2 separate regions of the Homo sapiens genome follow, and region 1 is linked to region 2. A link is a loop called in an ENCODE intact Hi-C map of the cell type or tissue named here. Cell type or tissue: dorsolateral prefrontal cortex. All regions are shown on one strand. Each heading gives the region's core, and the rest is flanking DNA. Links, peaks and the distances in the headings are about the cores only.

The links. Hi-C counts contacts between places; a loop is a spot of excess contacts. Peaks named below come from ENCODE experiments on the same cell type or tissue, not always from the same donor. Only the 100,000 strongest peaks of a DNase experiment are listed, where the experiment ranks them.
Region 1: it touches region 2 in a loop (1.8-fold over the local background); 1 of 110 quality-filtered maps calls a loop at or near these places.

Annotation. Positions count from the first base shown.
Region 1 is chr14:71,682,150-71,698,713 of GRCh38, reverse strand. SIPA1L1 (signal induced proliferation associated 1 like 1) reads right to left here. Exons shown (of 24, transcript NM_001386936.1): 13 at 13,083-13,352. Among named protein-coding and RNA genes, the nearest start is that of RGS6, 240 kb to the left of the region's middle. In dorsolateral prefrontal cortex, for the core only: no CTCF peak of the experiment used is centred there; DNase peaks (open chromatin) are centred at 3,629 and 6,063; H3K4me3 peaks cover 1,012 bases; H3K27ac peaks cover 2,366 bases.
Region 2 is chr14:71,456,424-71,472,987 of GRCh38, reverse strand. All of the region lies in intron 2 of SIPA1L1 (signal induced proliferation associated 1 like 1), which reads right to left. Among named protein-coding and RNA genes, the nearest start is that of SNORD56B, 66 kb to the right of the region's middle. In dorsolateral prefrontal cortex, for the core only: no CTCF peak of the experiment used is centred there; no DNase peak of the experiment used is centred there; H3K4me3 peaks cover 2,133 bases; H3K27ac peaks cover 2,774 bases.

The DNA of each region.
Region 1 (16,564 bases), core at 2,967-10,966, 230 kb before region 2:
CTGCCAGAATTCAATTGGCTAAATTACTTATGCAGTTTCCTAGTATGGCAGAGCAGAAGATAATTGAACCCAAGTGACATTAACATAGCAATTAATTCCAATTTCTTACACTAGTCCTCCCAGAGTATATGACCATAGTAACACTGGTACATTTTTTGTATGCTTCTTTGTTTTCCAATTTTATTATTCACACTCTGGAATGAATATTCAGATTTTGCTATTTAGTATTTATAATTCTGGTTGGTAGTAGTATCACTATATAAAAACCTCCATGAAAAAATGTCTAAAACTGCAGTTGTTGAATTTAACTAGAATTACTGAATGTATATAATATCACAGTAGAAGTGTGCTCCACATGGGCACCTCATGTATCTGTTTTTAAAGTTATGGGTCCTTCACACTGCCAACTGGCTGTCAAGGCAGAAACCATAGCTTTGTGGTCAGGACAGACATGTTTTTTACCCTCTACCTCCTCTACTCTAGTAGGCAACACGGCAACCACAGGGATATGAGTAAGTGACGCTGTGCTGACAGTTGTGACTAGGTTTAAGCTAACCCTTAGTAACGATGGTATTTTATTTCAGAAGCAAATGCTGGCACAAATCACTCGACTACTTGTAGCAGGGGAGGTCATTTCCATTTTATAACTTAGGAAGTGAAATCTAAGTCATTGTTCAAGTTCACAACAAGTCAGGTCTCTAGACTCTAAGCCCACTGCACTCCATGCTAAACTACTGCTGTCCCCTAAGAGAAGGCCTGTTTTCTGTGGTTTTTTTTTTGTTTTTTTAATAAGACAGTTTATAATGGGTTTGCATGCTCAAACAACTTTGCACATAAAGCTATCTTAAGACAAGTCAAAGTTTTGACGTCTTGAGACAGAAGCTGCTTCACTGGCAGAGGCCCTGTCCCACAGTGAACCTATTTATCTTCTGAGTAGGGCAGGATGGGGCTTCAGGTATAGGAAGCTGAGAAGCTTTGCTAATAGAGAAAGAATAAGGATAGATACTAAAAGGTACAACTCCCAAATTAATCCATGCCCAAGAGGCAGATCTGACTTGAGAGCCCAGGTTTGTCTCCGGCTCTCTCCTAAACATCTTGACTGGACACCTTTCACCAGCAATCCAAATCAGACCTTTTCAAGACTAACACATTTTATCCCACTCTCCAATAACGCAAACTGCCCTTCCTATATTTGTTATCTCAAGATAAACATCATTTTTTTTTTGGTACCACATAATGGCTTTATTCACAGGACAACTTGTGACTGCAAGTCATGTGTCTAGTCAAGCTAAACATGGTGAAGCCATTTTTTTCCTTCCTCTGTCTTTACTTTCCACAGTCAATTGGGTTAATTAAGTTCAACTACTATTTACTGAGCACAAACTGTGTGTCAGGCACCTGGTGCTGGTCCTGATAACACAAAGACAAAGAAGATATCTAGTTTCCAACCTGCTGAGGGGCTTCTGATTTCTCTCACCTGCAGCCTGGGTCAGTCCAAGTGTCCCGACAGGTCTCTCAACTTCCAGGCTCTCTCCACCCCATTCCTCCAGCAGCCCCAACCCACCCTCTTCCATCAAGTCAACAGACTGCTAAAAGCCTATTCAAAGCTTCCCTTTGCCTACAGGATAGAGGACCAAATCCCTGAGACCCTCTTTAAGGCCTTGAACCATCTGACCAAACCCCATCCTCATCTCCATCCCCATTAATGGCTCCACACACCCTACATTCTAGAGAAAGTCAAGGTGTCCCAGTTCTCAGACTCTGCCCATTCACACTATTATTCATCTTTTTCTCTCTGCCTGGAATGCCTTCTTCCTTTGCTACTCACATAAAAAGGCCTGATGCCAACATCATAGCTTTGAATTCATAGATTAGAATCTCCTCAAATCCCATGACAATCTGTTCTTTGCACCATTACACCAAGTCATACAGAATGGTTATTTTATGTGTGTCTCCCTTAATGTGAATTAAGATTCTGTCTTTAAGGGGCCAGGACTGAGCCTTATTTATCTTTACATTTCTGAGTGCTTAACATGTGTTTTGAATGAAGGAGAATCCCTATCAGTGGTGTAGAAAATGAAGAAGAGAAGGGGGATTCAGGACAAGTACCATAGTTATGTCAGATGCCCCAAATCAGGAGTTCTCAACTATGGTGGGGCTAGATCACTTGAACAACAGTTGGTCACTAATAATGAAGTGCCAAAATTTGTGAATAATTTAATAAAAGCAACTGTAACAGACTGAAAGTTAATATGCCTTCTAAAATGCAAGAAAAAGGGATGGAGTTACAGGTGATAGAATTACACCTAAGCCCAGACACCCATGTGAGTATCATCCATCTTACATATGATGGTGAGAGAACTTAGGACAATGCCTGTTCTAACTAGTGTGAAATGGGGTAAACAGGGAGACTTGGGATGTCAGTGTTCGGGAAATGTGGTGAGAAGAAAGAAGCAGGGTTTCTAAAGTCTTCCTGTTATCATCATCAATCTTGCTGTTGCTATACAGACTGTGAGAAATATGGGCCAATCACCCACTGGCACTGTAATTAGGTTGCCAGATCTCAAAGTAGTGTATGCGTGGGGCAGGTATGGCGGGGCCACGTACTAGTGGGATACTAGCTCATTTCTACTTCAGGTAATGTGTTTTAATAAGAGAAGATCAAGACATTTATCTGGGTACCATAACATGGGTTTCTCTTTACTCTTTTCCACTGAGACATATTGCAAATTTCTCATTATTATTCTAAAGTAATTAATTGTAAGGTGATCTGAAAGGGGTATGAATAGGAGGAATTGGTTATGAAAATGAAAACCAAGTAAGGCTTAAGGAATGACGTGAATCCAAATATAACAAAATACCACATTCCTTTCAACCTGAAGTGTTTGGCTCTTATACACACCTAATAGAGAGAAACTTCAAATAGAGTTTCACTTCATAGCTGCTTTGACTTTCTTACTGCAAAGGGGAGGAGGTGTTACAGAAAACTAGAAAAAAAGGAGACAGCAGTGGAATGTTAACCCAGTGAAGATTAATGCAACGTGTAGGGGTCTGATGATTTTTTGACTTAGGGGTAAACAAGCAATGCCAGTGAAGTATATTTACGGTGAACGTTAAAATGTTTATGCTTCTATGAGGAAGTTACAACATAATTCCAAAGGAAAAGTCAAGATGTAACCTTTACATTTGTATTTAGAGGCTGCTTTTCTTACCCTGCTCTCCAAACGTATATTAAGCTAAGATATCGCAGGCTAGTTCTCAACCTCAGCTTTCTTATTTGGCAAATGTATCAGAAAATTCTATTTGGTTACTGGAGTTATCCCAAAGCGAAAAAATAGCATTTCCAGAAGGCTGGCATTCATTCCCATCCCTCTTTTGCATTTATATAACTCAATAGTGGCTTTGTTTTCTGACTGTTCACACACATAGAACACACATAGAGCAACTGATGGAATGCCACCCAAATGTTTTTATGACTCTAGATGTATGTATGGTAGGCAAAGAAAAATTCAGAATTAGCCCTTATTCTGATGACTTACTATTTTTTCCAAATACTCTGAATTTGATACTATCACACAAATATTATTTGAGAACAGACCTAGTGGGAGAGTGGAAGCCACCGCCGCCTGTCTGGGTACTGGCAGTCCACTTCTGAAGAGATAGCCTGAGGCTGATCGTTATTGGAAGATGGGCTGATTGCTATCCTGCCACTTTGAAGAGGTGCTTCAAGAACTGGGAGCAGTACCTCTCACATTGGCTCACATAGGAAAACCAGCACACTGATCTCCTGGATCTCTGTCCATCCCACCCCACCTTACAAGCGTACTCTGTTTTAAGAGCTGCTGAGTCCAGTGAAGTTACAGCAAGATCACAAGAGACTTTTCTTCTCTTTTGAGATAAATCCAGATCTTTCTGCTTAAAGAGCCCCAAACGTCTGATGTTAATGCCCCAACAGATTTAGAGGACAAAGATTAATACCTCTTTCAATTGCTGTGAGATCTTTCCATTCTGTTGAATACAGGCAATATTCTTTTTAAAGAATGCTCTGGTCACTGTCAGAGAGGAATTCTGTAAATCTTTTAGCATTAATTTCAGAAGATTTTCTTCTCTATATTTTTATAAATTTAGTCAAGAAATAACTAAACATTTTTAAAATAACTGATACTAAACATCCTCTGGGGCTTCCTTCTGCTGAAATAAAACACCAGGGCTTTTTTTTTTATTGTACTAAGAATGCGCAATTGAAAAAGTCATGATCATCACCATCCAGAGACATTACTTCCACAGTCTTTTGACTACACTTAACACTAAACACCAGCTTTTCATTTATATGCAATGCACTTCACTGCAGTGAAAACAGAGAGTTGAAGGGGTTGGACATTTAGGAAGAGATGGTCCAAGATACGTCCTTCATTCTTCCAGAAGCAGTCGCACACCAGGCTAAAAAAGAGAGCTGACACACACACATACACACACGCACACACACACGGATTTCTAACACAACCACCCCTGTCCTCCACCACACCTATTCCATGAATCAACTCACAGGACGACATATATAGTGCCAACATTAATAGATTCTTATTAAACTGATCACTCCAGATTATGACTGATTACAACTTATCAACTTATGGCTATGGAATTCTAAGTGACAAGTTGATGGTAAAATATTTTCCTAACTGATTAGGTAAGATTAATTAAATCTCTATTCTATTTCTTACTTTTTATTCCAACATGAGATATGTACAAGGACATAAGGCCCTCAGTAACCCAAGTGCAAACAGTGAGCTGGTGGTATAAACAAGTGAGAGCACTTCAAACAGCAGCAGTGATGGACAAATTAAATGCTTGAGTCCATAATTAAGCACAGCATTTTACCACAACTTAGCAATTGCTATCCAACCAGGGAACAGGACCAAGTTAAAGTCTTCTGTCTTCAGCCATGTATATCAACTAGGATTCTTCCAAAATTATGTAAAAAAAAAAAAAAAGAAAAGAAAAAAGAAAAATCTCTACAACAATTCAAGGTGATGTAATTTGGGTGCTATAACCGGAGTAGTTTGAACAAGTTGTGTTCAACTTCAAGCAACTCGTGCCTGTCTTTTCATCACTTCCTGTTGTGTACTTTGTGAACAGAGTTACTGCTGGCTTTCTAACCACATAATTCATACCAGCTGTTCAGACTAGATCATGGGAATCCTGTTCTTTTTTTTTTGAGACGGAGTCTTGCTCTGTCTCCCAGGCTGGAGTGCAGTGGTGTGATCTCGGCTCACTGCGATCTCCTCCTCCCAGGTTCAAGTGATTCTTCTGCCTCACCCTCCCGTGTAGCTGGGATTACAGGCACCCGCCACCACACCCAGCTAATTATTGTGTTTTTAGTAGACAGGCTTTCGCCATGTTGGCCAAGCTGGTCTCCTGACCTCAGGTGATCCACTTGCCTCGACCTCCCCAAGGGCAGGGATTACCAGTGTGAGCCACAGCAGTTGGCCCCAAAATCCAAAACTTTTTGAGCGCCAATATAACATTCAAATGAAATGCTCATTGGAGCATTCTGGATTTCAAATTTGGGATGCTCAACCAATAGGATCAATGCAAATATGCGCAAAATTAAAAAAAAATTGAAATTTGAAACATTTCTGGTTCAAGCATTTTGGGTAAGGGATGCTGAACCTGTATTACCCTAATTAATCTTCACAGACTCTAAGAGGTGGGGCTGTGACCTACTTGAGTCATGGGGATGTTAAAGTGCAGAAGGACAGGACCTTGCCCACTGCCACACACTCCCAGTAGCGTAGGCAGGATGCAAATCATGGCCCCTGGACAGCACAGCCTACCCTCCTGGTGCTTCTAGGAATTTCCAGGCAGGTCACACTAATACACAGGTGGCCCTGCAGAGAGGAAGCCGTTATGGAAACATTTCCCTAGGGTGAGTGCAGAATAGCTACTTTCGAGGCCCAAGGAATGATGAGTAAGTAACTGAAGAGCTGGAGCTGGACACAGTACTGGAGCATTCTCCTCCCATTCCTGGGCCACTCTGGAGTTTGTAAACGATGGGGAACTGGGAGGTGTGCCAAGCTGAAGCCATTGTGCCCATTTCCTGAATGCCTGAATAGGAACCACTGTTGCAGTATCATCTAAAAATGTGAACTTGCAAATCACATCAACTCTAATCCTGACATGGATGCCAGAGTACGCTGTTTCCTGCAAGGAGTGGAAAACAGGAGCCTTCAGAGTCCGGTCACTTTAAGTCAAATGCGGCCCTCTGCTTTTCTCCCTTGTCTTGGCTGACAAATACACCACCAGAATTCAGTTCCAACTAAAACCTTTTGAAGGAGTCAATCAAGATCTTGCATTTCACTTTGAGTCAATTTTAGAAAAGCTCTACCAGCAATATACTTTTAAAATGAAGTATTCTAAACTTAGTCAACAAAAACCAAATAATTCTACTTATATCTATGTTTAATGCTATAGCTTTATCAGACTATCAAGTGCTTTGCCTTTACCTATCATCTAATTTTTATAAAAGGAAATTGGTTTATTTTCTCCAAGATAGATTAAATTCTGTCCCCAGTTACTTAAATAAGCCCTTTTGTTATTAAAGGGTCATTACCACAAATGGAAAGTAGAGGAAACTCTTCGTGTGGAAAGCTGGACTACCATGTGAAGTGTAGACACACTAAGTTGAGGAAACTCTTCTTAAAAAAAGCATTGGGAGCCTATTAAATGCCAGAGTCTGTGGCTGGTATTTGGAATACAAAGATGAATAAGACAGGCTAAGTTTAAAGAAATGGACAAATAACATTAAAGCGAAGTTTCATAAATTTTGTGAGTGAAGAAGCCATGTGGTGGTAAGAACATTCCTAGTGAGGCAATTAAGGTAGAAATGGGAGGAGAGTGTTTTGGGGAAATTAAAGGCGACTTGTCAGAGGAGCAGGCATGGCAAGACTTCAGCAGTCAAAAGAAGGAGTGGAAGGTGCACCAAGTAGAGGAGCTCCTAAAAAGGCATCAAGGGGAACATAGTGCTTGCAGAGGAGAGAGCCACTCCCATGCCTAGGGATGGGGGTGGTGACGATGATAGGGGAAAAGGGAAAGGCAAGTCCACATAGACAAACTTTTTGGGAGGGACAGGGTCTCACTCTGTTACCCCGGCTGAAGTGCAGTGGCGTGATCACGGCTCACTGCAGCCTCAAATGCCCAGGCTCAGGTGATCCTCCCACTCAGCCTCCCAAGTAGCTGAGACTACAGGCATGTGCCACCACACCTGGCTAATTTTTTTTTATTTTTTGTAGATACGGGGTCTCACTATGTTGCCCAGGCTGGTCTTGAACTCCTAGACTCAAGCCATGCACCAGCCTTGGCCTCCCAAAGTGGTGGGATTATAGGCATAAACCACAGCACCCAGCCAACACAGGCAAACTTGCTGGTGAGTTGGACTTGATCCTGAAGGCTGTGTGGAACTATGGAAGGGCTATAATGAAAAGGCACAGCCTGAGGAGTATATCCATTTTTATTAGGTCATCCTTCCAGTGGGAGGCTGGTAATCATACCTAGAGGCTGTTGGCAACAGTTTAGGTAAGCAAAAGAAACTTAGTGCGAAATGAGAACTTCTCAGGCAATGGCAGGAACATGTGTGGAGATGGGATGATAGTGCTGAGGGGAAGTTGATAACGAATCCTACTTCTGCTCTGGATACTCAGGTAGATGGCAAAGCCATCCACCAAGGTGGGTAACACACGAGACGGAAGAGGCAGAAGGAGGGGCAGGTGTGAAGGTCAAGTCAGCTTGAACTTGTGAATGTGAGACACTTTCATGCCTTTCAAGTGCATATGTTCAGTAGGTAGTCAGGAATATGAAAAGTGAAAAAGAGACCAAGGCAAAACAGATCAGCTAAGGAACTGCCCACATACAGATGACAGTTGAGGTTGCTCAAGTGGATGAACCTTCTAGAAGAATTGCACAGTGTGGGATTCAAATAAAAATGAGGAAGAAGTGGGGAACACAAATTTCAGGGTGATGAGATAGGCGCAAAGAGCTGACGATACAAAAAAAATCAGGAATACCTTTTGGAAGACAAGGAAATGTAATTTGAAGAAGGAGGGAGTAGTGAATGGTATCAAATAAGCTAAGGACCTAACACCATCCAGAAGCTTTAGAAATGTAGAAGTTAGCTGGGTGCAGTGGCTCTCACCTGTGATCCCAGCACTTTGGGAGGCTGAGGAGGGAGGATCACTTGAGGCTAAGAGTTTACAACTAGTCTGGGCAACAGAGTGAGACACTGTCTCTATAAAAAAAATCATTTCAAAACATAAGCTGGGTGTGGTGTGGCGTGCACCTGCAGTACTAGTTACTCAGCAGATTGAGGTGGGAGGATGGCTTGAACCCAGGAGTTTGAGTTTACAGTGAGCTAAGATCAATGCCACTGCGACAGAGTGAGACCCTGTCACAAAAAAAAAATAATTAAAGAAATGAAAAGAAATATGGAAGTCAATGGGCAATGGGGACCTAGCTGGAGCATTCCCAGTGAAGTTCAAAAGTCCCATGATTTCAGGATCCTCATGGCAAGGCACGAAGCTGTGATGGAGGGGGCCAGTATTTGGAAAGCACAAGTCTGAGGCTTCTAACCACAGCTAATATTCTAAACAAAAGAAGAGTAAACATTAAATGGTGCTTGTTTTGTTTGAAAGCAGAAAATGACACAGTGGAAGATTAGCTTAGATCCTGTATGATATAACAAACTTAAAAAGTATTTCCTTAAAAATCAAGACTGAATGGTCACGTGACTATTATGCTCTCTGAGAGGAGAACTCTTTTAAGTTTGTTTCCACCATATTCACACCCTATATGGTGCTGGTGTCTGTAAGGAAGGAGGGAGGGAGGCTGCAGACGCAGCTGCCATAACTGCGTGAACAAAAAAGGCCCCCCATCCAGCTTCTTAAGAGTTAAGTGCAGGGGTCTCAAGGGGAGTAACAATGACATCCAGGTAAAACTCAGAAGTACCAAGTGTTCAGTGAGCTCTAACATCAAATATTTACATAAAGGCTGGTAATACCAGCCTAAAAAAAGGAGAAAAGAAAATCATTTTACATGCTAAGATGTCTGTTGTTTATCCAAAGCCCCTCAAATAGCTCAACTTTTATAAGCATATTAACACAGATCAGGGTTTTATTGCTGATCCCGCATTATGTTTAAACACAGTAATGTATCAAGTTCAGCGTGCCACAGCCAGCAATTTTTATTTCAATCCTACCCTTAAGCTCTAGGTAAATTTGAGGCCAAAATAGTGACCGTATCATATTACCTATTTCTGTTGAACGAATGTTAATTGTTAATAACTACTACTCTCACAAATACTGTAAAATTCTGTAATCAGAAAGCCACCTGGAGAGCATAAAACTCATATATTTAAACCAAATAGAAATTAGACTTTATTCTATTTAGATGCCAAATGGATTATCAATTCTTACTGTGTCAGTTTCTCTTAACTATGTATAAAGAACATCATCCAACTAAAGAATTTTTATTAAAACTCAAAACACCAACATTTTTATGTCATAAAAATCCTGACCTTGATATTAAAGGAAAAATATTATGCAGATTTATTTTTTTTGTTCCTAATGACCTTTAAGTCTGGGATACTACATACAAATTAAAGAAAAACTATGCTTCTACAAGCAGTAAATTAGTGTTTTCACCCAAAATGGACTGTGTTGGATCCATCCATGGTTACTTAAGTGGGCAGATTTGGGGAGCACTGGAGGAGTAGACTTGAGATGGCTGCTAACTTGAGCTTAAGTATAGCTGGTTTCTCTATGGTTAAACACAATTTCCCTAACCTACAGGAGAAAAAATGAATGGAATGAACAACTGTAAAGCATTCTTTAGTCACAATATTACGCCACACCATTACTGGTAAGGCAAGATTCAAGGTCTGGCAGACCCTGTCATTTATTTTCATGATTTATGATTCCTCTGAAAGGTCCAAATTATACTTGGTGAGTACAAGGTACAAATTGTAAATGGCACTCAGGACGGCGCTGGTATGCAGGGGAGAGTCAGATGGATGAGGGGTGCCCCGGTACTCCTCACTTCTGTATCTCAATAAGGTATTTGTTCTCAGTAGGACTACAAAGGGGATGCTTTAAGTTTTCAGTTATGTTTTACTAAATTTCATGAAGGAAATTATATTCTAAGGTGAACTTTATGCATCTGGGGACTCAAGAAGGACTGAGGAAGTATTTCTGATAAAACTCATGAATCTGCTCTATCCTCAAATATTCCTGGAGTCACAGTAGCAAAACAAACTTTCTCAAACACGAGTAGCCCGTATCCTAAATTCTTTGGACCAGAAATGTTTTGGATTTTGGAAGTTTTTGGATTTTGAAATATTTGCATTACACTTGCAGTTGAGCATCCCTAATCCGAATATCTGAAATCCTCCAATGGGCATTTCCTTTGAGCATCATGTCAGTGCTCAAAACGTTTTAGATTTTGTAGTATTACAGATTTCAGACTTTTGGATTAAGATATTCAATCTATAGTACCTTCTCTTTATGCCTCAAAATTAAAACTTAAAAGATATTTTTTACTAAAAATTAGGAATGATGGGGTAAGAAACTGAACTTTAAATTTTCATAAAAGAAGAATATCCATCCAATTAATTACCATATATTTCAAAATGAAGATGAGCCAAATCATCCTAATATCCTGGAAACTGTAGGACTGAGATCTCACAAGTCATCTAAGCCCTGCATCCTAAGATCTGAAATCCTAGTCTAGTGTACTGAATATATACCAGAGACTAAGGGGGCAGTGAGTAGAGGTTAAATTTTCCTGAAAACCTCGTCAGCCCCACCTATGGCCCTTTCACCTCTGCAGCTTAGAGAGTCACAAGCTACTCTAATGGTCTTCTAGAAGGCGCACTTACTGAGATGCATTTTCCTCTGGGTGGAGTAAAGAAGAAAGGCAGACACAAGTACACACAGAAATTACCTCTAGAACTCAAGGATCTACATCTGGAAAAAATGGAGTTCTGCATTCTCTAGCACTGAAAGCTGCTCCCATCGAAATATGATACTCAGCTACAAAAAATATTTTCCCTTTTGAAGGTCAGTATGACTGGCAAGGAGCTTTAGTTTCTGTTGCAGAAATTAAATTCAACATGGAATCAAAATACATTCTCAAATGGAATATTGTATAAAGGAAATTACACAAAGCCAATTTCACTTGTGAAAGCCTGCTGATTGTTCTGGAGAGAAAGAAAACAGCACTGAGGTGGGGGAAAAGGTCCTTCTCTATACAGTGATTTCCTAGGTTCATCTTTCAAAATGTGGGCCAAATCATGAATTCCAGTTAGCACACACCTCAGAGGCAGCCAAGTCTGGAATGTGTCAAAAAAAGAATTTACTCAGAGGTCTCTTGGATGTTTTCCTCCTCAAAATAAGGAAAGAGAGGAGTCCAGATGGTAATGGGGCCACTATGGGAGAGGAAACTTTTATTGAGATAAATAGCAAGGCTCTGTAAACAGATCTCCAGGATGAAATGAGAAGTTGTAGAAAGATGACTATGTTTTTGGTTTGTCTGTTTTAATTAAATTGTTTGTCTGTTTTTATTAAATTATTTCTACATGGTATCCTAGTAACCTAAAATAGTTAAGTGACAATGTTTTATGCAACAGTTCAAAAGTCAGACTAAGATAAAGACTTCATAGTGTGGTTTCTAAATCTTCCTGCTCTCTGCTTCCAAACTGGAGCGGTGATGATTTACGTGTATCTGGGAACCGTTTTCCTCAGCACCCTGCTCCTGCCAGACCTGGTTCTTGCCACTCAGATGAGTCAGGCTCATGTTTTGGCTTCCACATGGACCCTCCCTTCTCCCCAACACAGTTCCCAGAATACAGACTTCTCCCCAGGTCTAAGGGTTTTCACAACAACATTCTGAGATGTGATTAAGGCAATCCTGAAGAGATGGGGAAAGGACAGTGGATGGACAGAAAGAAGTTGACTTCTAGGCCAGGCGTGGTGGCTCACGCTGTAATCCCAGCTACTTGGGAGGCTGAGACAGGAGACTCGCTTGAACCTGGGAGGCAGAGGTTGCAGTGAGCCGAGATAGCACCACTGCACTCCAGCCTGGATGACAGAGTGAGACTCTGTCTAAAAAAAAGAAAAAAGAAAGAAAAAAAAGAAGTTGATGACTTCTAGCAGACCACTAGCAGATTATTCAATTAAACTGCTTTAGTGTACATGATTTGAGGTAACCAAATTTATAGTGCAATTACTTAAAATCTGTATAGCCAACTTCTATTCCCATTTTGAAAGCACTTAATCTAGTTTAATTTTAGGCCTGGACTCTAGTTCAAAGTGCTGCAGTTTACTCTTAACTCCAGACAAAAGTGCTAGGGCAACCTTGTAAAGGCAGAGTTAACCCACTACCTTTTGGGAGGGAACTCTCTATGGCTTTCAATTTAACAACAACCTTTGGTTTCTTACTTTCTAGGACCCCTCAGTCCCTCTCCCTCTGGCTTACTTTACTCAGGACTAAGTGTTTTAACGTATCTCCACGTATCGTCTTCTCTTCACTATTCTTTCCTATTTTCAGAGTAGTGAAAAATATGTTTGTGTTATACTAGTTTTCCTTCCGCATAATCCTTTATTAATAAAGTGACACAAACATAGTTATTCAACCAAAAACCTGCCTTCTGTTGCTCTTATATCATCATTTCGGAACAAAATGATGAAGACTGTCAAGGATGATATACAGTCACTGTCACCTCAAAGAGTCTGCTAAATTCTAATCCACAGGGCCACTAAGCATGCAGTAACGACGTCTGTTGATAATCACACGGAAATTAAAGAGCAAAGCACAAATACCAGTGTGCAGAGCTGAAGGCTTTGCTAGAATCAATCTCTGTTGATCCTTATGGCTTTGGAACACTACCATGCTTTGAAAGTCACTACGGTATGCACCTCAGTTTAATTCTTTGTTTCTAGTAAAATATGAGAAGGCCTAAAACTAGTGCTTATGGGTCTGTGTTACTTACATTTGGGGCAGAGAGAGATAGAGCAAACCTTTGAAGGCACACTTACCGCCTCTCTAGTGGGCGCCCGTCACTGGAGATGCTTCGAGGGATGTTGGCGGCTCTTTCTGGAGGAGGCATCTTCCCATCTCCTTTTCCAGCATTCAGCCGCGAGGTCATGGGACTCTGCACCTGGGACGGGACTTGAGGTGAATGAGGCCCCTTGCTGGCGTTCCTCTGCCACTTGTTATTATTTCGGAAGGGAAACTTGAATTCGTATGAAACACCTTCATTCATTTTGTACTCCATCACTGGCATGCGGTAGGTTTCAGAGCAACTCCTATTAGGGGCAAGGCACAGGGAGAAACACAATGGATACTGCTTTTTCTTGCTGGTGGAACCACATTGATTCTCATTAACACTTAAAAATGGATCCACAATTTCACCCTCTGTTTCAAACCACCTTTCAATCTTTGGGCCCTAGTACTTATTTTCTTTTCAAAAACCAGAACCCAAGGAAGTATTATAATAGTATTTTCCTTTACTCAATCCCAACTTTTTGAGTGCGAGATATGGAGTCTTTAAAAAACAATGGGACCCACGGACACCCTGGGGGTGGCCAGACTACTGAGACCTGAGGAGGAAAGGCCACCAGGACAGCATGACGGGGGCATACCTGAGAGCATGAAGTCTCAATGGAAGCAAGCGGCTTCACACACCCACCACTGCACACCACAACTGGGTTCTGAAAGGGTGTATGAGCAGCTTCACAACCCGCCACTGCACATCGTGACTGGGCTCCAAAAGGGTGAACGAGCAGCTTCACACACCTGCCATTGTACACCATGACTGGGGCTCCAAAAGGGTATACAAGCAGCTTCACACACCCGCCAATGCATACAGTGACTGAGCTCTGAAAGGGTGTATAAGCAGTTTCACACACCTGCCACTGCACATCTTGACTGGGCTCCAAAAGAGTGTATAAGCAGCTTCACACACTTGCCACTGCACATCGTGACTGGGCTCTGAAACGGTGTACGAGCAGCTTCACACCCCCACCACTGCACACCATGACCAGGCTCTGAAAGGGTGTATGCGCAGCTTCACATTCCCGCCACCGCACATTGCGACTGGGCTCCGAAAGGGTGTACGAGCAGCTTACAGACCATTTCACTTTGGACCAGCGACATCACAAGTGCTGTGTAGCCACATGCCTCCTGTCCTGGACAGTGCAGGCCCAAAGGGCGTCCGGCCAAAGGCCTGGTCTTGACGTGGATGAGGCTGAAGGCGCGGGGAGGGAAGGTGAGACATGGAGATGGGGGGCAAAGTGGAAGGGTTTACATAGTTGGCTGGCAGGAGAATAAGGACAATGGAAGGTGCCACTCTTTCATGACCTTGTCTACATATCTCAGTGTTGACTCCTTACATTTCAAATGTGTATTCCATAATGCATCTTCTCCCCCACCTTCAGTAGAGTTTTTGTTGTTGGAAAGTGCCACTTTTGGAGCATGTGCTCAGAAGGAGCAATGGCGTCTGCTGCCATCCTTACTTGACTCAGTCATAGCCCACGTCTCCAAGGAGTACTTTCTTCTTGGGGTTTCCTTACCAGTCCCCCAAATGTCCCAAAAGCCAAGGGTGACCTTAATCTGACCCTCCGCCCAAGGCTCCACTCTATCCCTTTTATGCTTTAATAGCAATGGCTTTCACACTTTCTGGATGACAACCTAAGACATACATTTCACACTGGGACACAGCACCACCATATATACACACAGATGTGCATCCTTCCTCTCATGTCTTCCATTTTGCTGTATTCTGAATACACTTCATCCAAAAATACACTGGGCACAATGTCCTAAATTGATTTGATGATCTACTTGAGAGTTATGGTCTGCAGTCTGTAAAACATTGTTTTATGGCACATTTGACATTACTTTTAGTAGTTAATGACTGCTATGTCATTAAAACCTTTTCTCTAATAGAACCTTTTCTCTAATATTAACGAATACTACTTTAGGCTCTGATATAATTTCAAGCTTTGATTCTGATATTTATGACAAAAATATGCCACTGCAACCCTTTTTTGGTTGTTCATAGAGGTAATACACTGTGGTATAGTTTAGAGTCTTTCATTTGTGACTACAGCCTTTCGTTTCTGACTAAATAAGGCATATTATAAAGATCTAATGTTCTGGATCAGTAAATACAATGCAAAAATATTACATTTTACCAAAGGAATATTGACTAAAATTTATAATAATGCATGGAAAAATTTCACTTATGCTCAAAATCTGGACTATCTTTGCTTCTCCTCAGCAATGCTCTTGTTCTAACTTGTAAACTCAAAGAACATCACCATCTATGCCCCTTTCTGTCGGCTGCTAGGAACCAGCACATGTACAGAACTTTATTATTATGTATTTTGGGCACCAACTTTCCAAAAATTTTCACCTAGGCCATGTTTTGCTTTCACTACTACCTCTTCCACCTCCAATTCCCTAGCTAAGCTTCTATTTTAATACTGTACAACTACTTTCTCTTTCTTTTTGAGAGAAGGTCTTGCTGTGTCGCCTAGGCTGGAGTGCTGTGACGTGATCAAGGTTCACCACAGCCTCAACCTCCTGGGCTCAAGTGATTCTCCCATCTCAGCCTCCTGAGTAGCTGGGACTACAGGTGTGCACTGCCACGCTCAGCTAATTTTTGTATTGTTTGTCGAGACAGGGTTTCACCATGTTGCACAGGTTGGTCTCAAACTCCTGAGCTCAAGTGATGTACCTGCCTCGGTCTCCCAAAGTACTGGGATTCCAGGCATGAGCCACTGTGCCCAGCTCACAAGTACTTTCATAGGCTGTTTTAAGTCCATTTTGCATCAGGCAGATAATAAAATAAATAATGATAATGGTAACAGACACAATAACAGCAATAACATAATATCAAACAGACAAGTTACTTTATCTTTGGGTTTCTTCAAACACTCTTTGGAATAGTCTTTTAAACTGCTTAACATTTAGTATGAAAACTGGCTAGAAGGCCTCTCTGGCCAAAGACGCTGTCTTCCCCACAGTCTACATTTTATTTCCACCACTCATAACATATAACTAGAAACTTTCTTCATATCCCACATTGGCCAAATATAGTATGATAAAGTCTGAGCAGAGAGAAGATTCATTCATAAACAATGAATAAGCACAGAAGGTTCTGCAGAGCTAAACTTCAGCTACTCGCCATTTCTGATTGCCTTTTGTGGCCAGGGTAACCATCACTGGCTTCCTGGTCTCTTACTTAACTCTGCAAAACAGAAGAACGTTATGTAGAATCAAGAAGTATACAACAGACTGAAGAATACAGATTAAAAACTGGCTTTTAATGCTATGCATAAACTTTCATAAAAGGATTTTTATTATATCATTCTAAGTAAAATTCTGTGTTGATGAACGGTAACTCTAATAATACCTATAACTTACAATGGGCCAGGCACGAATTTAGCCACTTTACAGCAACTCTATGAAGTGGATGCTATCATTATCCCCACTTTGTAGAGGAGGAAATAGA
Region 2 (16,564 bases), core at 4,259-12,258:
TATAGTCCCAGCTACTCAGAAAGCTAAGGTGGGACGATCATTTGAGCCCAGGAGTGTGAGGCTTCCGTGAGCTATGATCACACTACTGCACTCCAGCCTGGGTGACCAAGTAAGACCCTGCTTTTTTTTTTTTTTTTTTAAGTTTTCATAGAATAAAGTCCCAGAAGTAATATTAGCAAGATAACCATTTTTAGGGCTCTTGGCACATACTAGATGATTATTTTTTACAAAGTTCACATAGTAAAAACTCACTTAACCAAGATAATAGGAAACTTGGTTTGGAAACTGAGAAACACTATATATCTCAGACATTTTATTTAAACTGAACATGTTATACATTCATTAACCAACTTTGTAATGTAAGGACAAGGCCTTTTGTAAGAATAATCAGTCTCCTGAATGACTGTTAGTCTAGTCATTCTTATACAAACCACCCAAAAAAGCATCATGACAACTTTCAATTTCCCTTTTTATTAGAGTATAGCACAAACTCAAAGCTCTCAAGAAGCAATCTGAGAATGCTTAGAGTAGTTTAATTATTTCCCCCCAATCTTTTATAGTCATCATGACCACACGTAACATATTATAACAGCAGCTTTGAGTTTGTGGTTTTTTGGATTTTTTTTTTTTTTGAGGCTTGCCTTTGGAAGCTTTCCAAAGTATTTAACATATTTTTGTAGAAAAATAATACTGATTTAATCAGATAACATAACATTTTAATTACGCAATTACAACAAGTCCTACTGACCAAAACAGGGTTTGCTACAAACAAAACTGACTCTTGATCAATATTCAAGTCAACCAGCTGACACAGAAGGACATGAGAGTCTAGACGGAGGCTGCCTGACCCAAAGCAGTGAGGGTGGTGGGCATCCATGCACTTCGCAGGAGGAGGTGGTCCCTGAAGAGTGCTCTCATCTCTCAGCACCTGGCACTTAGCATTATTTTAAAAGATATTTATTAACCCTTACGTGTATGAAGGTACGATACAAACACAAGAGGCCCTGAACTGCTTCTACCTTCCTCCTCTACCCAACCTCCAAATGTTGGGCCCCAGGGCTTGGAGTCAGGTAGGCCTGGTCTCTAGCACTCCTATCTTTTCTATCTAAATTCAATAATTAGCTGACCTCACCCAGTCCCAAAGATTTAAATGCCATCCAGAGACTGAAGACTTTGAAATGTAAAACTCTAGATAACATCTCTCCCAAGCACGTCAAACTTAACAGAATGTGGATCATCCAACTCCCAACCTGTTCTGTCCACCAGACCAATAACCACTACTACCATCCACACAGCCACTCAGGCCAAATGAGTAAGTTGTCCTTGGCTTTCCCATTTGTAACTCCATATCCAATCTAACAGTAATTCCTGTCACCTCTCTCTGTTTGTTTCCCTGTCTTCTGTCCTTAAAATGTAAGCATCTAGAGGGAAAGGACCCTGTCTTGTTCGAGGATGTGCCTCCAGCCCCCAAGGCAGTCCCTGACACACAGCAAGTCCTTAACTCACACTTTTTTCCCCCAAGACAGAGTCTTGCTTTGTTGCCCAGGCTGGAGTGCAGTGGTACAATCTCAGCTCACTGCAATCTCCGCCTCTTGGGTTCAAGCAGTTTTCCTGCCTCAGCCTCCCGAGAAGCTGGGATTACAGGCACATGCCACCACGCCCGACTAATTTTCGTATTCTTAGTAGAGATGGAGTTTCACCATGTTGGCCAGGCTGGTCTAGAACTCTTGATCTCGTGATCTGCCTGCCTCAGCCTCCCAAAGTCCTGGGATTACAGGCATGAGCCAATGCACCTGGCCCAATTCCCACTATTAAGTGGAAAACACTCCTAAAAAAACCTCTGAGGCCGGGTGCGGAGGCTCACGCCTGTAATCCCAGCACTTTGGGAGACCCAGGTGGGTGGATCACAAAGTCAGGCAGGAGATAGAGACCATCCTGGCTAATACAGTGAAAACCCGTCTCTATTAAAAAAAATACAAAAAATTTGCTGGGTGTGGTGGTGGGTGCCTGTAGTCCCAGCTACTCGGGAGGCTGAGGCAGGAGAATGGCGTGAACCCAGGAGGCGGAGCTTGCAGCAAGCCGTGATCAAGCCACTGCACTCCAGCCTGGGCAACAGAGCAAGATTCCATCTTAAAAAAACAAAACAAAACAAAATAAAACAAAACAAAAAAAACTCTGAGTCCTCTGGGAAGTTTTCCATATATAATTAGAAGAGTAGGAGAAATTTTTCCAACCCCTATTAAACTACATAATAGTCACAGCTTGGGAACAGACTACTGCCCCAACACTCTCATTTTATAAATATGGGCCCTAAGGTACAGAAAGTTTACATCATTTACCCCAGATGATGAGAACCCAGAGCTCCTAATGCAAACATCCAATGACCTACAAGCAGCTCCGCCAGGTGATCACCCACTAAGTCCCCACTCCCTTTGTTATATACAACTCTTGCAAGTAGTTGGAAAACTGGATTAAATTAACATTAGATATGTATATTTTTTCACTGGGGGCTTGTAAGAAATCATTCTGCAGGTGGCTTCTTGCAATGCCCCCAGTTACACAGTCACTTAAAAAGTTTGGGCGCTGCTGAAGTGTCAGATAGCAATTCACAGCAGACAGGAATTAAAAGTGAGGTTGTCCAGATTCTAAATCCCAAAGTCACTACAGCAAGCTATTGCTGCTAACTTTGCTTCTTTCTTTTGCAAACGTGTCCGTATCAGGATCTACTATAAATTTCTAGTACAGAGAGAGAAAGTAGCTGGGTGGCTGTAATTTGGTAACTGTCATCCAGTTTCACATTTACATTCAAAGGTTCTTCATAACATAAGGCCCTACCCAAAAGCTCCCCACTTGGTGTGAAGAAATGTTACCTTACAGATTTAATCATTTCCCTGTCTCAATCTGAATACCCAAGTATTTACAAAGCTCCTAGAATTTCTTCATCAAGCTCCCTTGACACAGGTAAAGGGTCTGCCAAGCACCACCAGCCCCAACCCGAACTAATGCTGCTGCCCCAGGCTCAGGACTGGCAAGGCTGCAGAAGTCAGAGTCAGGTCTCCCTTCAGTTCCCATCCCACTCACATGACCACACCATCCTCCTGGTTATGACGGAGCATGACTTATGAATTATCCAACGCTTGATCAAAGTTCTGCCTCATGTTTGTTTTTATTGGAAACAACTAATAAGCACTTGAAAAGCAACAAAATAGTTTTTCCACAAACGTCACTTTACTCCTCATAAACACTGCCCTATGAGGTATACAGCAACATCACCTTCCTCATTTTTCACATGAGAATATGGATGAAAGGGGGACCAATCCCACACTGTAGTAAAGTCCAGACCTGCATCAAAGTCCTCCAGAATAAAACCCTTGCTCTTTTGCCCACACTAACAGCATGCACATTAGATATCTTCGCTACGATGAGCAGAGAGAGCATCATTCTGTTCACTCACTCATTCATTCCAGCTCTATACTGCTTTGATTTTTTTTTATTTTTTGCACTTGGGGATGGGTTAAGAAACATAAAGCTTTTGACCTCTAGGAGGGTCATAATGTGGGGGAAGGGGATGACAGGACAAACACATAACAGGTAAAACAAAAATAATAATGCAAGGAAAACAGTGTTGCCCTCTCACATCTGTACTGCACTTCACAGCATGTAGAGTTTTCATGTGGATCTAGCAACCCCTCACCTCATCCCCGAATAATAACTAAGCACTAGAGTGATGCTGGGGATGCTGGGGCTTGGTTTAGGTGGCTGGGGAAGTTATCTTGGAGGTGAGACTCCAGTGGACTCTGCGGATGGGTAAGGTCTCAGAGAGGTTGGGGAAGTTATCTTGGAGGTGAGACTCCAGTGGACTCTGCGGATTGGTAAGGTCTCAGAGAGGTTGAGGTTAAGAAGAGAGCATTCCAGACCATTCCAAAATCAGCACATAACACACATGGCTTGAAAATGGAAAAAGACTTAGAAAGTAAGGGAACTGGGCTGGAGTACTTGCTTTTCTAGTGTGGTATAATAAGAGCTACAGAAGAAAACAAGGGAGATTGTTAACCAGGGCTTAGAACTCATCCAAAATGAATGACTAGGCCTACAAGAGAACAAAGAACATAACAAGCTCGTTTTCATCATGTGTTTCTCCCAGATACAAAGCTGAGACTTTTCATGATGGGTTTTTATATAGCTCCTGTCCTCCAAGATGAAAATTCACCATTTATACTTCTTCATTCTGTTTTTACTACAAAAGATTAAGATCTTTTTACTTACACATTGCTATAATTCTTTGAATTGTATGTGACATGGTTTGGATATGTGCCCCTGTCCGAATCTCATGAGACCACACTAGAAAGCAAGTACTCCAGCCTAGTGTTAAGAGGTGGGGCCTGGTGGGAGGTGTTTGGATCATGGGAGCTTAAAACCCATGAGTGGCTTAAAACCATCCCCTTGGAGTGAGTAGGCTCTCATCTGTTTTTTTCCCAAGTGTGTGGCACCCACCCCTGCCAATCTCTCTCTTGCTCTCATTCTCACCATGTGAGAAACCACCACCCCGTCTTTGCCTTCCACCATGATTGTAAGCTTCCTGAGGCCTCCCCAGAAGCTGGGCAGATGCCAGCACCATGCTTGTACAGCATGCAGAACTGTAAGCCAATTAAACCTCTTTTCTTTATAAATTAACCAGTCTCAGGTATTTCTTTATAGCAACGCAAGAATGAACTAACAGTATCTATCTCCATTTGGGTACTTATTTAAATATGGCTCTAGCTTTTAAAGTAGAGACAATGCCTTTTATTTCTTCTGTCTGCCTTAGAGGGTCTAGAACAATACTCAAGAAAGTTACTCTACGAAAGTCATTGACAGATCAGGAAATAAAAGACCCAATTTTTAAAAACTGCAACTGATTATAGGAGAAGTCCCTGTAACAGACAGACAGACACAGACAGACACACACACACACACACACACACACACACACACACACACACCCCTCTAACTGCTTTTCCCCTTTATGGTTTTACTCATTTGTCCTTACTATGTGCCAGGCATTGTTTTAAGCATTTTATATATACTTTCCCAAGATCACAACGCTGGTAAATGATAGAAGCCAATACTTTTTCTTTCTTTTTTTTTTTTTTTTTAAGAGATGGGGGTCTAGTTATGTTTGGCAGGTTGGTCCTGAACTGCTGGCCTCAAGCAATCCTCCCACCTCATCCTTCCAGAGGGCTAGGATAACAGGCATAAGCCACCATGCCCAGTCAAGATTTGAATCCAGACAGTCTGGTGCCAGAGGTATGCACTAAACCTCTAGGCATGACATTGTCTCTCAAAATGACTCATTATACTTAAAAACATAAGGGACAATTTTTGCTTCTTCGGTTTTTAAGCTGTGGCACCAATCACATACTTTTTTGAAAACTGGGCACAATGCAAACCACAATTACGTTTTTAAATTACAAAAAAAATACTCCAAGATTTTAATAGGCTTCTACATAATGCTTAGATTTGGGCTTTGCATGTTGTTTTTATTAGAAAGTGCATCTGCTCTTGGCATTAAGCACGACAAAATTAGCTATTTTATGATTACACAATAAGAATGTAAGTATCATCTCATCAAACAAATAGTGAATGACGAATGCTTCTTCTTGGAGAAATTTCTTTTTAAACATATTAATGTATAAATAGATAGGCAAATATTACTTGATTCAAATAACCTGATATCTACAAAGACAAGAGAGTTCTTTACCTGTAAATAGTCAACATTCACTTGAACGACAAAGAATCCAACGGTGCATTTGTAAATATCCACACACATACAATGTTGGCTCACAGAACTCCCCAGCGACAGTAATTAATGCTGACATAAATCTGGACACTGAAATGGCAATGGAATTGCTTTCACATGACAATTCAAAGTGTTGTTCCAAGCAGGCAGGAAAATTTCTCTCTAGAAATGTTGAAAACTGTGTCTGAGTTATGAGATAAAATAGTTTGCGTTATATCCCTAAAATCATTTAAATATTACATCTATTAATGACTAATTTATAGATCAAAAGCACTCACATAACATGCCCAAATTCAATTAAATGGAGAGAACTACTATGGAAGAGAAAATTGTTATCAAAATAAACTGAAAGAACAAGTAACTAATGCCATTACATTGGTTCTGTGCACAATAAAAAATAGTTTATTAAAAGATAACTGGTCAATGTGCTTGAGACCATGAACATCCATTTTAGTCAGAAATAGTGGCAAACCCTAAACACAATAAATACTACTTAAGAAAATGTATTTAGTTCATAATGCATACAAATCTCCACTTTAGGTACCATTTTGGGGTTAAAAAATATAACGCTGCTATGAGGACACAATTAGAACACAGTGAATTTTATTACTGTTTTTTTTTTTTTTTTCAGTATGGCTCTATTAATGCCTGTTGTTTATCTACACAAATACAGAGCAGCCTGGGAACTGTCCTAGTTTCTTTGAGAGTTATCAACTGAAGCTAATGTTTCCTTAGAGAACTCCACTTTGAAAGGGTACTATGAACCTGGCCAGTTTTCATTGCTGTTTAGACAGACACAAGCACAATTTGCAGTGTGGGCAACACCACCTCTTAGATGCAATCCGCCTGTCTTCAAGTGAGTCTCCCAGTAGTCCTCACTGTGTTCGTTTGCTCTGCCAAAAATAAACAACAGCCTCTCCCCTAGTAAACAGCAGGTAGGAATGGGTTTAATCATAAATTCTAGTGGATGGCAGTCCAGTAACAAAGCAGAGCTCTCTTTGGTGGTAGCATTAGCTTCTTTCTGCCCTGCTCAAAACACCCCTAAAGTACACTGACTTGGACATGATCTCATTCAATATATGAAGCCCTGTGATGGTTAATACTGAGTGTCAACTTGATTGGATTGAAGGATGTGAAGTATTGATCCTGGGTGTGTCTGTGAGGGTGCTGCCAAAAAAGATTAACATTTGAGTCAGTGGGCTACGGAAGGCAGGCCCACCTTTAATCTGGTGGGCACAATCTAATCAGCTGTCAGTGAATATAAGCAGGCAGAAGAATGTGAAAAGGCGAGACTGGCCTAGCCTCCCAGCCTACATCTTTCTCCCATGCTGGATGCTTCCTGCCCTTGAACTTTGGACTCCAACTTCTTCAGTTTTGGGACTCGGACTGGCTCTCCTTGCTCCTCAAGCTTGCAGACAGCCTATTGTGGAAACTTGTGATCGTGTAAGTTAATACTTAATAAACTCCCCTTAGTTCTGTCCCTCTAGAGAACCCTAATACAGATTTTGGTACCAAGAGTGGTTCTAAAGAAACAGAATGTTAAGGATGGAGTTCTTTCATTGGTTTCGGGGTTTCTGGAGTTGGCTGCTTAATAAGAAAATGCTAAGGACTCTACTTCTAATAGTACAGATAACACTGAGAGTCCTTGGCACGAACTGTTTAGAGTTATGCAAAATAAATGCATTTGACACTACTGATTCACCACTGTGAGCAGCAAGGAGTTTGGTGACTACATAATACCATATGTGGAGAACCAAGGAACATAATGAAGCTGGTTGGTTGCTCCTAAGTTCAGTGGACAAAGTGATGAAGGAAAATGATGAATTCAGGGATTCTGTCTCCTGGCTTCAGAAGCACATACTGAGCCTCAAATCTGCTAAGATTGCCCTGAGTGAGAGTCTTATCTGCTGTAGAGAAAGAGCTGAAATTGTGGAAAACAGACACAAGCTCTTATCATGTAAATGGCTGACCTGCAACAAAAGTTGCATACACATCCTCATCAGGTGTCTACCATTACAGTCAGGGCACTGATTGGAAAAGAATGGGACCCTGCAACTTGGAATGGGGACACTAAGTTTGTGAACTCTGAGGAAGCTTTTTTGCCAGAAGCAACAGCTTCCCCATCTCCAGTAGCGGCAACATCCCCACCTGGACCCATGCTGCCATCAGCCTTTCCACCCTTGTCTGAGGAGATAAACCCTGAGTGGCCTGAGGCAACAGTGATAGCCTCCCCTAAGGCAGTTGCCAGGAAAAATAATGTTGATTCTCCTCAGGAGTCACCCTCAACACCCCTGTTTGCTTCTAGACCTATAACTAAAGTCCCGGCGGGCCCCTAGAAGTGAGGTTGAGAGTGTGACCCATGACGGGGTGCGCTACACTTGAAAAGAACTGTTTTGAGTTTTCTAATTTATATCAACAGAAATCTGGAGAACAGCCATGGGAATGGATATTAAGAGTAAGGAATAATAGTGGAAGGAACATAGAGTTGGATCAAGCCGAATTTAATGAATTGGGCCCACTAAGTAGGGACTCTGTTTGTTTTTTTTGTTTTGTTTTGTTTTGTTTTTTGAGATGGAGTCTCCCTCTGTCACCCAGGCTGGAGTGCAGTGGCATGATTTGGGCTCACTGCAACCTCCGCCTCCTGGGTTCAAGAGATTCTCCTGCCTTAGCCTCCTAAGTAGCTGGGATTCCAGACGTGTGCCACCAGGCCGGGCTAATTTTTGTATTTTTAGAAGAGACAGGGTCTCATCATGTTGGTCAGGCTGGTCTCGAAGTCCTGATCTTGTGATCCGCCCACCTCGGCGACCCAAAGTGCTGGGATTACAGGCGTGAGCTGCCATGCCTGGCCGGGACTCTGCTTTTAATGTTGCAGCTCGGGGAGTTAAGAAAGGTTCTAATAGTTTATTTGCTTGGTTACCTGAAATATGGATTAAAAGGTGGCCCACTGTGAGCAACCTGGAAATGCCTGATCTCCCTTGGTTTGATGTAGAGGAAGGGATCCAAAAGCTTAAGGAGATTGGGGTGGTGGAGTGGATTAGTCCCTTTAGACCTACTCATCACAGCTGGGAAGGTCCAGAAGATATACCCTTGACCAATGCCTTGTGAAACAGATTGCTGAGGGCAGCACCTGCATCTGTGAAAAGCACTGTAATTGCTCTTCTCTGTATGTCAGATCTCATGGTGGGAAGCACAGTCACTCAACTACTAAATTTAACTACAATGGGAATAATTGGATTGCAAAGTTGCAGGGGCCAACTAAGTGGCAGCACTCAACCATCAAAGGCAAGTGGGCATAGCTACCACAATGGGCAGCAGAGGCAAAGTGGCAATCAGAATAATCTGACTCCTGTAGAGCTCTGGCATTTGCTAATTAATCATGGTGTTCCTAGAAGTGAAACTGATAGGAAGCCTAATGCATTTCTACTTAATTTATATCAGCAGAAAACTTCTAGGTCAAATGGACAAAATACTAAGTTGAATTCTAAAAATAGAGAATCATGGCCCCTCAATCAATTTCCGGACTTGAGCCAGTTTACAGATCCAGAACCCCTTGAATGAAGGGGAGGCCGGGTCCCCTTGAGGAAGGATCCCACTACATTACCAACAATTTATGCAGTGAATCTTTCTCCCATCCTTCCCCAAGACCTCTGGCCTTTTACCAGGGTAACTGTGCACTGGGGAAAGGGAAATGATCAGACATTTCAGGGACTACAGGATACTGGCTCTGAGCTGATGCTGATTCCAGGGGACCCAAAACGTCACTGTAGTCCTCCAGTTAAAGTAGGGTCTTATGGAGGTCAGGTAATTAATGGAGTTTTAGCTCAGGTGCGACTTACAGTGGGTACAGTGGGTCCCCGGACTCATCCTGTGGTCATTTCCCAGTGCCAGAATGCGTAATTGGCATAGGCATAATTAGGAGCTGGTAGAACCCCCAGATTGGCTCCCTGACTGGTAGGGTGAGGGCTATTATGGAGGGAAAGTCCAAATGGAAGCCATTAGAGCTGCCTCTACCTAGAAAAATAGTAAATCAAAAACAATACCGCATGCCTAAAGAGACTGCAGAAATTAATGCCACCATCAAGGACTTGAAAGACGCAGGGATGGTGATCCCATTTGGCCTGCGCAGAAGACATAGATCTTGGTGAATGACAGTGGATTACTGTAAGCTTAACCAACTGGTGACTCCAATTGCAGCTGCTGTATCAGATGTGGTTTCACTGCTTGAGCAAATTAACATATCTCCTGGTACCTGGTATGCAGCCATAGACGTGGCAAATGCCTTTTTCTCCATTCCTGTCCATATGGCCCATCTGAAGCAATTTGCCTTCAGCTGGCAAGGCCAGCAATATACATTTACTGTCCTGCCTCAGAGGTATATCAACTCTCCAGCTTTGTATCATAATTTATTCGGAGAGACCTTGATCACTTTTCATTTCCACAAGATATCACACTGGTCCATTACGTTGATGACATTATGCTGAGTGGATCTAGTGAGCAAGACACTGGACTTATTGGGGAGATATTTGCATGCCAGAGGATGGGAAATAAATCCAACTAAAATTCAGGGACCTTCCACTTCAGTAAAATTTCTAGGGATCCAGTGGTATGGGGCCTGTCAAGATATTCCTTCTAAGGTGAAGGAAAAGTTGCTGCATTTGGCTCCTCCTACAACCAAGAAAGAGGCACAACGCCTAGTGGACCTATTTGGATTTCGGAGGCAACACATTCCTCATGTGGGTGTGTTACTCTGGCCCATTTATCAAGTGACCCGAAAGGCTGCCAGTTTTGAGTGGGGTCCAGAACAGGAGAAGGCTCTGCAACAGGTCCAGGCTGCTGTGCAAGCTGCTCTGCCACTTGGGCCATATGACCCAGCAGATCCACTAGTGCTTGAAGTGGATGCTGTTTGGAGCCCTCAGCAGGCCCCCATAGGTGAATCACAGAGGAGGCCTCTAGGATTTTGGAGCAAGGCTCTGCCGCCTTCTGCAGGTAACTACTCTCCTTTTGAGAGACAGCTCTTTGTCTGTTACTGGGCTTTGCTGGAAACTGAACATTTGACTATGGGTCATCAAGTCACCATGCAACCTGAACTGCCTATCATGAATTGGGTGCCTTCTAACCAATCTAGCTATAAAGTGGGTCATGCACAGCAGCATTCTATCATCAAATGGAAGTGGTATATACGTGATTGCGCTCGAGCACATCCTGAAGGCACAAGTAAGTTACATGAGGAAGTGGCTCAAGTGCCCATGGTCTCCACTCCTGCCACCCTGCCTTCTCTCCCCTAGCCTGCACCCACGGCCTCATGGGGAGTTCCCTATCATCAGTTGACAGAGGAAGAGAAGACTAGGGCCTGTTCACAGATGGTTCTGCACGATATGCAGGCACCACCCAAAAGTGGACAGCTGCAGCACTACAGCCCTTTTCTAGGACATCTCTGAAGGACAGAGGTGAAATGAAATCTTCCCAGTGGGCAGAACTTCAAGCAGTGCACCTGGTTGTGCACTTTGCATGGAAGGAGAAATGGCCAGATGTGCAATTATATACTGATTCATAGGCTGTAGCCAAGAGTTTGGCTGGATGGTCAGGGACTTGGATGAAGGATGATTGGAAAATTGGTGACAAAGAAATGTGGGGAAGATGTGGATGGACCCCTCTGAGTGGTCAAAAACTGTGAAGTTATTTGTATCCCATGTGAGTGCTCACCAAAAGGTGACCTCAGCAGAGGAGGATTTTAATAATCAAGTGAATGGAATGACCCATTCTGTGGATACTACTCAGCCTCTTTCCCCAGCCACCCGTCATCACCCAATGGGCCCATGAACAAAATGATCATAGTGGCAGAGATGGAGGTTACATATGAGCTCAACAACATGGACTTCCACTCACCAAGGCTGTCCTGGCTACGGCCACTTCTGAGTGCCCAATTTGCCAGCTGCAGAGACCAACACTGAGTCCTTGATATGGCACCATTCCTCGGGGTGATCAGCCAGCTACCTAGTGGCAGGTTGATTATACTGGACCTCTTCCATCACGGAAAGGGCAGAGGTTCATCCTCACTGGAATAGACACTTACTCCAGATATGGGTTTGCCTATCCTGCATGCAATGCTTCTGCCAAGACTACTATCTGTAGACTCATGGAATGCCTTATCCACCAACATGGTATTCCACACACCATTGCCTCTGACCAAGGCACTAACTTTACAGCTAACAAAGTGCGACAGTGGGCTCATGCTCATGGAATTCACTGGTCTTACCATGTTCCCAATCCTGAAGCAGCTGGATTGATAGAACGGTGGAATGGCCTTTTGAAGTCACAATTACAATGCCAACTAGCTGACAATACTTTGTAGAGGTGGGGCAAAGTTCTCCAGAAGGCCATGTATGCTCTGAATCAGTGTCCAATAATATATGGTACTGTTTCTCCCACAGTCAGGATTCACAGGTCCAGGAATCAAGGGGTGGAAGTGGAAGTGGTACCACTCACCATCACCCCTAGTGATCCACTAGCAAAAGCTTTGCTTCCTGTTCCCGCAACATTATGTTCTGCTGGCACAGGGGTCTTAGTGCCAGAGGGAGGAACGCTGCCACCAGGAGACACAACGATGATTCCATTAAACTGGAAGTTGAGATTGCCACCTGGACACTTTGGGCTCCTCCTACCTTTAAGTCAAGACTAAGAAGGGAGTTACAGTGTTGGCAGGGGTGATTGACTCAGACTATCAAGATGAAATCAGTCTACTACTCCACAACAAAGGTAAAGAAGAGTATGCAAGGAATACAGGAGATCCATTAGGGCGTCTCTCAGTATTACTATGCCCTGTGATTAAGATCAATGGGAAACTACAACGCCCAATCCAGACAGGACTACAAATGGTCCAGACTCCTCAGGAATGAAGATTTGGGTCACTCCACCAGGAAAGAAAACCACGACCCGCTGACATGCTTGCTGAATGCAAAGGGAATACAGAATGGGTAGTAGAAAAAGGTAGTCATCAATACCAGCTACGACCACGTGGTCAGCTATAGAAACAAGGACTGTAATTGTCATGAGTATTTCCTCCTTCTTTTGTTAAAAACATGTTTGTGCATGTATACACTTCTACTAAGAAAATATCTTTATTTCCTTTTCCTTTATCATGAGACATAAGATTTATTGACTTCATATCAGCATTTATGTATTATTAACTTTATGTAATGGTATTTGGGTTGGGGATTGGTACATTTCCAGTTGTACAAAAGACAGTTGTATTATGTTAGGCGTAATTATGACCTTATTATTGTCTTTATTTGAAGATTATGTATGATCTCAGGAGATATGTATGGGTCCAAGGTGACAAGGGGCGGACTTGTAATGGTTAATACTAAGGGTCAACTCGAATAGATTGAAGAGTGTGAAGTAGTCATGCTGTGTATATCTGTAAGGGTGCTGCCAAAAAAGATTAACATTTGAGTCAATGGGCTGGGAAAGGCAGACCCACCCTTAATCTGGTGGGCACAATCTAATCGGCTGTCAGTGAATATAAGCAGGCAGAAAAACACGAAAAGGCGAGACTGGCCTAGCCTCCCAGCCTACATCTCTTTCCCATGCTGGACGCTTCCTGCCCTTGAACATCAGACTCCAAGTTCTTCAGTTTTGAGACTCGGACTGGCTCTCCTTGCTCCTTCAAGCTTGCAGACAGACTATTGTGGGACCTTGTGATCATGTAAGTTAATACTTAATAAACTCCTCTCTCTCTCTCTCTCTCTCTGGATGGATAGATAGATAGATATCCTAAATATTACATATCTTCTATTAGTTCTGTCCCTCTAGAGAACCCTAATACAAGCCCCATCCTTTTCCCCTGAAGTATTGCAAAACTGACTGGATTACCACTATACCGTCGTGTTACCTATTTCAACTCACATAATTGTAAGGACTTAAAAGAAGCCACCATTCAGAAAATTTACTAGCGATCTGTAGTATGTTCCCGCCACATATCACCTGCAAGTGTGTGACTATAAACCTCTCTTACTCTCCCCTTTAAAATGGGGATCTTGTGAGAAATATAATGCTCACAGCTAGCACATACCAAACACCTTCCTAAAATGTGTATCAACAAAAAACATCTATTGCTGAGAATTTTTTTTTTTTTTTTCAGACAGAGCCTCTCTCTGTTGCCCAGGCTGGAATGCAGTGACATGATCTTGGCTCACTGCAAACTCTGCCTCCCAGGTTCAAGCGATTCTCCTGCCTCAGCCTCCAAGTAACTGGGATTACAGGAGCACACCACCATGCCCAGCTAATTTTTGTATTTTTAGTACAGACGGGGTTTCAGGAGTTAGAGGCCAGGTTGGTCTCTAACTCCTGAGCTCAGGTAATCCCCAAACCTTGGCCTCCCAAAGTGACAGGATTACAGTCGTGAGACACCAAGCCTGGCAGAGAATTCTCCTTAGCCTCAGACACCGGTAGTGAAATGGTTACTGCAATGTCAAGGGAGAAATGTCAAATACTAAGAATAAGGGGTGACTCTGGCAGAAGTAAAAGCTGATAGCATATGTAAAGCCCCATAATACATCTAGTAAAAACAATGAATTAGGCCAGGTTAAATAGTTGAATCAATTCATTTTACTTCCACTTCTTATTATATAATATCTCTACCTGATAAAATATATGCACACCAAAGTCGCAGCCTTGTTCTACACTTAATATCACTGGTTTCATAATGGGGATGAATCCTGTTACTAAAAGAACATTCATTTGTTAATAACAACATTTTTGTTACTCTGATGGAAGCAAGTCTCAAAAAAGGTTTTGACAAAAATGTTACATACGAATATGACCTAATGTATAATCTTCACCCCAATCACTGCTCAAAAGGTTCTAAAATTCTAAATCAAATATACTATTACATACAATGTCTAGAGTGCCAAAATCTCAGAGTGCCAAAATCCTCATTTATAAAATTGAAGTAATATGTCTCTTAAAGAGCTGTCAATAATAAAGTAAGCAAAAAAATTAATTCAAATTGGATCAGACACTTGAACTCAAGGCCAAAACCATGAAGCTTGCAAAAGAAAACAAAGAAAAATGTTTTCAGGACTAAGGGGTAGGTAACACTTCCTAAGACACAAAAAGTAATAACCAGAAAAGAAAAAAAAATCAATTAGATCTCATCATATTTAAAACTTTGTATCTTCAAATGATATTGTTTAAAAAAAGACTCAATAGGCAAGCCACAAACTGGGGGGAAAAGGTTACAAAATGTAAATCCAAAAAAAGAACTGGAATCTAGGACATATAAGGAACTCCTACAACTTAATGTTCATTGCAGGCCGGGCATGGTGGCTCACACCTGTAATCCCAGCACTTTGGGAGGCTGAGGCAGGCAGACCACCTGAGGTCAGGAGTTCGAGACCAGCCTGAGCAACATGGTGAAACCCCCATCTCTACTAAAAATACAAAAAATTAGTTGGGTGTGGTGGCATGCACCTGTAATCCCAGCTACTTAGGAGGCTAAGGCAGGAGAATTGATTGAACCTGGGAGGCGGAGGTTGCAGTGAGCTGAGATCACACCACTGCACTCTAGCTGTGCATGATAAAAGCGAAATTCCGTCTAAAAAAAAAAATGTCGGCTGGGCATGGTAACTCACGCCTGCAATCCCAGCACTTTGGGAGGCCAAGGCAGGCAGATCACAAGGTCAGGAGTTCAAGACCAGCTTGGCCAATATAGTGAAACCCCATCTCTACTGAAAATACAAAAATTAGCTAGGAGTGGTGACATGTGCCTGTAGCCACAGCTACTCAGGAAGCTGAGGCAGAAGAACCGTTTGAACCGGGAGGCGGAGGTTGCAGTGAGCCGATATCATGCCACTGCACTCCAGCCTGGGCAAAAGAGCGAGACTCCATCTCAAAAAAAAAAAAAAAATGTTCATTGCAGTTTGTTTACCATATAGCCTGTTTGGAGAGAATAGGTCAACAGAAAAGCAGATGCTGACAATTTCTCTTTTACAAGGAATGGAAGAATGGAGGGTTGCTAGCTAGACAAGGAGAGCAGAAGACTATTTGAAGAAGGCAGGAAATAAAAGTCAGATGGATGCTAGGGCAGTTTGAAGTATTAAAAAATATATTCTACACAGTGTCAGTAAGTCTCCATTTAAAAGATATTTACTGTAATCCCAGCACTTTGGGAGGCCAAGGCAGTAGGATTGCTTGAGGCTAGGTGTTTGAGACCAGCCTGAGCAATGTAGCAAGGCCTTGTCCTCAATTTTAAAAATAAATAAATAAGAGAAATTTGGATTTCAGATGGCAATACTGATGTCCTATTAAGTTGGTTTCAAAAAACTTCTGCACAAACTTAATGCTGGAAGCAATAATTCTTATTTAGATTTATTCAATTCTCCAGATCAAGAAACACAAAAGGTTGTTTGGAAGAAAAATATATTTTATTTTAAAAACTGGATTCGTCCACCAGGAAAAATGAGTGAGTAAAGACTGAAAAATTAAAAACTTAAAAATGTAAAAGCTTTTTAGAACTGGATTAATATATAACACACTTTAGACATTCTGTTTTGTCTGAAAATAAACTTTAACTCTTCTGTAATAATAAGCCAACACTATAAGGATGCAAACAAAGTAATATAGAGTTGCCAATAATTATTAATGTTTTTTGGCTGTAATTCCTGGGCTATTTTATATAATTGTACATTTGGTTCTGCCTAGACATGCTATTCAGCTGGATTCATAAAACATACCACACTACCACACAAGTGCTGGCAGACCAATGTATAATAAACAGTTATCCAC